Linked DNA regions of Homo sapiens: region 2 is linked to region 1. A link is a loop called in an ENCODE intact Hi-C map of the cell type or tissue named here. Cell type or tissue: heart left ventricle. All regions are shown on one strand.

Evidence for each region. Peaks named below come from ENCODE experiments on the same cell type or tissue, not always from the same donor. Only the 100,000 strongest peaks of a DNase experiment are listed, where the experiment ranks them.
Region 2: a loop joins it to region 1, with 3 times the contacts of the local background. A loop is called at or near these places in 18 of 110 quality-filtered maps.

What each region holds. Positions count from the first base shown.
Region 1 is chr5:69,363,573-69,366,072 of GRCh38, forward strand. All of the region lies in intron 2 of AK6 (adenylate kinase 6), which reads right to left. TAF9 (TATA-box binding protein associated factor 9) reads right to left here. Exons shown (of 3, transcript NM_003187.5): 3 at 1,171-2,182. The coding sequence starts at 2,165. The coding sequence ends at 1,371. Among named protein-coding and RNA genes, the nearest start is that of AK6, 4.7 kb to the right of the region's middle. In heart left ventricle, a CTCF peak has its summit at 1,065; no DNase peak of the experiment used is centred here.
Region 2 is chr5:69,041,586-69,044,085 of GRCh38, forward strand. No RefSeq gene overlaps it. Among named protein-coding and RNA genes, the nearest start is that of LINC02198, 13 kb to the left of the region's middle. In heart left ventricle, a CTCF peak has its summit at 1,413 (motif pointing right); no DNase peak of the experiment used is centred here; H3K4me3 peaks cover 803 bases; H3K27ac peaks cover 561 bases.

The DNA of each region.
Region 1 (2,500 bases):
AGGAGATCGAGACCAACCTGGTTAACACGGTGAAACCCCGTCTCTACTAAAAATACAGAAAATTAGCTGGGCGTGGTGGCAGGTGCCTGTAGTCCCAGCTACTTGGGAGGCTGAGGCAGGACAATGGCGTGAACCTGGGAGGCAGAGCTTGCAGTGAGCCGAGATTACACCACTGCACTCCAGTCTGGGCGACAGAGGGAGACTCCGTCTCAAAAGAAAAAAAAAAAAGGAAAGGCCAGGTGAGGTAGCTCACACCTGTAATCCCAGCACTCTGGGAGGCCGAGGTGGGCAGATCACTTGAGGCCAGGAGTTCAAGACCAGCCTGGACAACATGGCAAAAGCCCATCTCTACTAAAAATATAAAAATTAGCCAGGTGTGGTGGTGCACACCTGTAATTCCAGCTACTTGGGAGGCTGAGGTGCAAAGATAGCTGGAACCTGGGACATAGAGGTTGCAGTGAGCTGAGATTGTGCCACTGCACTGCAGCCTGGGCAACAAAATGAAATTCTGTCTCAGGAAATAAAATAAAATGAAATGGAAAATGAGTAGTTGTATGATAGCAAATAAAAATCTAGGTTTTAGAAACTATAACCTTGATAAATTGACGTTCTTTTGGACAAAAAAATATTTTAAATTAAAAAAAATATATATATATATAAACACTATAACCTAATTATCAGCCCTGGATCAAAAATGAACATGATACTGGCTTATAGTATCAGGAATATGAAAAACAAAGATGCTCAAAATTAACCTGCAAAAAGAGACACTTATAAATTTTTTTTTAAAAAGTGGAGACATACTGGGAGACACTAAGGGTCCTTAATATAACCAAAAGGACAGAAAAATGGGACCTAGGAAGTTGGGCAATTGAGGAAGATAATCAAAGCAGGTTAAGAATTCACTATGAATAAAAATCCTGACCAACTGGTCTCTCCAAAGGGGAGTCATGGTTATACTTCAGCAATCTGAGAGAACAGATCACAAGAGTGACGTACACACCAGAGATCATACTATGATCTATGTATCTGAAGACGTTTAAGGTGACACTCTAGTGGTCAAAAATAGACTGCAGTACTGCAAATTGCTGCAACTGCCAACTGTTACTCCTCTTGGTGACAACAAGGAGAAAATTGCTTTTAAAAACATAACTGCCAAAGCACCAACAATCGAATGAATGACAACTTTATTTTTCTTACACTTTTAAGGCTGATGAAAAACCTTCATTTCAATTGAAAAGTATGGTAACTGTGTTTACTCATTATTATTAGTTTTCTAAAACACAACTTGAAAACATCCAGCATGCATGTTTAATATCAGTACAATGAATTCAAGACCAAGTATACATGTTACATTCAGCAAGGCTAGATTACAGATTATCATAGTCATCATCATCATCATCGTCATCATCATCATCTTCACGTTTTCTTTTCAATGCATTTGATGATTCATTGGCAGTATTTTGTGATGACATCATATTAGTGGTAATAAGAATGTTTTTGGACCCGATTAATGATGGATTAATCAGAACATTCTGAACTGCTGAGGTTGCAGGAATTGAAGCTTTTACAGCTGGAGACTGAGAAGTAGGCATCTGTACTGTAAACCTTTGACCTGTGAGGGACATGGGAGTCCCTACTTTAGTTGAAACAGACATGGTCTGTGGGGTTGGTGTGCCTAGTGTGGGAGTACTTGGTCTGCTAGTAACTGAACCAACACTTAACCGCGGGACTGTTATTCTTCCCGCAGAAGTTGATGCCTTTTTCTGTAAAGATTTCAGCCTATAGTTTGGAGCTGTTAAGCAGTATCTATCAGGTGGCAACCTAGGACCTGAATATGGCTTGATCAATGGCAAAGGGGTTTGATTTCTTTGCCTTGCAATATCTAATAAAAAATCTCTTGGGGGAGGAGAGGTAAAAGACTGATCAGCGCGGCACTGGATTGCCAATCGCACATCATCTGCATCAACAGTAGCTTTCTTAGCATGGCTTGAATAAATTTTTGCATCATCTAGAATTGTGGTCACATATCGGAAGGCAAACTCCAACATCTGATTTATAACTCTTGGCTCATATTCTGTAATCCCCATATCCTTCAGGATTTGTGCCATCATCTGTGCATCTTTCGGCATGCTCTTGGGAGAAGCCGTCTTGCCAGACTCCATGATATCCGATGATCAGACTTTAGATCATTTGAAAAAAATATGTACATTAGATCAATCTGAAATAGTTACTTTAGTAGCAACTGTCAGGAACTTAAAAAAATTTTAAATCTATGTTAAACTGTAAAAAAATTTTTAAAATTTAAACCATATGTTTTCTTAATTTTAATGAGGCAACTTAAGGTCGCTTTAATTTATTGAGTTCCTACCATGTACAAATCATTGTCGACTATAAAAAGATGAAGACACAAATAAGGGAGCGATGAAAGATTAGGGGAAAACAGGGTAAAATAAATAAAAACAATGATCATCTTAGAATATATGCAGTTGCATGCAAA
Region 2 (2,500 bases), 320 kb before region 1:
GAAGAAAGGGGAGTATTTAATTGTGCATAAGATTCAGATAGGGAAAGTCATGACTAATGAATTAACAGGACTTCTGTTTTTATCCAAACTCTGCCAGACTGACAAATCAGAAGAAGCTGTCAATACGCAGCTTCACCATTTGAACTCAGCATTTGACAGAGACTTTTACCTTGTGAACAAGACAGAAGAATGTGGCCCAGATGATCACAAAGATAGGTGCTAATTATGAATCAATGTCAGCCCAGAGTTTCTAGTGTAAAGGAATTCTGTTTGCAGACTTGTCCTGTTCATTGAGTAAATAGTTGAGTGTACAGTTGGCTTGCTAATGCACTTCTCTGACTGCTGGGAAAGGTAGCCAATATATTTAATATGGCAGAGTGAAGATCCAAAGGCTCTAACGATAAGCCAAACTTAATAAAAATTTTAACTGAAATAAATGTAAAGCCCTACGCTTACATTTTTTTCGTGCATAAGAACAGAATCAGGTCCAGGCGCGGTGGCTCACACCTGTAATCCCAGCACTTTGAGAGGCCGAGGTGGGCGGATCACCTGAGGACGGGAGTTCAAGACCGCCTGACCAACATGGAGAAACCCCGTCTCTACTAAAAATACAAAAAAAAAAATTAGCCGGGCATGGTGGCGCATGCCTTTAATCCCGGCTACTCGGGAGGCTGAGGCAGGAGAATCGCTTGAACCCGGGAGGCGGAGGTTGTGGTGAGCCGAGATTGCACCATTGCACTCCAGCCTGGGCAACAAGAGTGGAAACTCCGTCTCAAAAAAAAAAGAACAGAATCAGAAAAACATGACTAGGCCCCTAATTAAACATGGTGGGGTTTATTTCTTTCTTGTTTTATTTCTTCTGTCCTCCCAAACCTATCAAAATGATAATAGATTAATTTTTGACAAAAAGTAAAACTCAAAAAAAAAAGAATGAGAGAGGAGAAATAGAAGACAGGAGATATGAGCAATAATTTGAAACACAGAAAGTGCATAGTAACTGATTTAGCAGAGCCTACCGTCAATGGGTCTGCAAAGAAGAATTCCAATGAAAGTGAAACCAATTCACTCCCAAGAACCCTGGAAAGACCTAGCACTAGGTTCTGTCCGGGTGCTGCAGAAAGGAGTGGTGAAGCACTGAGTGAAAAGTAATAGTGTGTGAAAGTATTCATATTAATAGAATGAGCTGCTTAGTGAGGGTGTGTTTTCATTCACTGAAGATGTTGGAGCAGAATTAAACACTAATCAAATATGTTATAAAAGTGATTCAAATGTTGGACACAAACTTGACTCCAATGACTTTTAAAGCCCCATCACTCTGAAATCCTATGATTCTAGAATTTATAGTTACTTACAAAATTGTGTAGACAGGACTTCAATAGGTTTTAGGTACTTCCGGATGTATTTTTATCAGCGTCCAATAGGTGGCGCTGTGGTATAAGATGAGACTCAGCAAATGGCTGCCCTTACTTGATTCTCCTGTGCCCTACCGAGTGTCTAATAACAAGTAACAGCTAGAATGTTTGATTTTTTTTAATCGGAAATCTAAACCCAGAGATTCAGAACACCTAGGTTTCATAGTTCTTGTGGCGCATGAGCCTTTGTGTGATTTAGTTTGTCATCCTTCTCTGTCCTTCCGTCTTATTCCTATCCAAGTTGTGGCACTTCAATGTATTTGTCGTTCTCGGACAGCAAAGTAAGTCAAACGCGAAACAACTCCCCCTTCACATCCCGGATGCCCTGCCTCCATTGCGTGTACCCTTTATCTCAGGGCTCTGAGTGTGTGGGGCTCTACAAGCGTTATCTCCCTTGATTTAAAAAATAATAATAAATAAAAACAAGACAAAACAAAGAACTTACTGTTCCAGCACAAGTTTACATCAGTATCGATCAGGAATACGATTGTCTCCGGCTGTCCTCCCTTTTCTGCTGATTAGGAGATTCATGCTTCGCTTCTTTGTTTTTGTTGTTTTTGTTTTCGTTTTGATTTATTAAATGAATTCCTTCATATCATAGCCAAGTCCAATACACTTTGCTTCCTAAAAGCTAATTACTTAATATCTAGCTCTTATTGACAAATTTTGCCACTCATCAAAGTTGTAAAACTTGGTTTCTTCATTTCCCTTTATCTGCTTCAGATTTACAAGGTCCCTGGGGAATTTCTGCTTCTCATCAAGGAATGTCTCCATCAACTCCATATATTCAGGTAACTCTGCTCCCACATTGAAGACTCAAATCCAGGAAAATTTCCTAACATGAGGCATCTGTAAAGCTGTCCAATTCACCCTCTTGGCATAACCTGTCCCGCAGGGTTTTTCAACTTAATGATTTTTTTTTTCATTTTGGCTAAATGCCATTAGTCCACCCAGAAAGCAAGACTGGCCTTTTTGTTTGTTTGTTTTTAACGGAGGTTTCACTCTTGTTGCCCAGGCTGGAGTGCAGTGGCGCGATCTCAGCTCACTGCAACCTCCGCCTTCCAGGTTCAAGCAATTCTCCTCCCTCA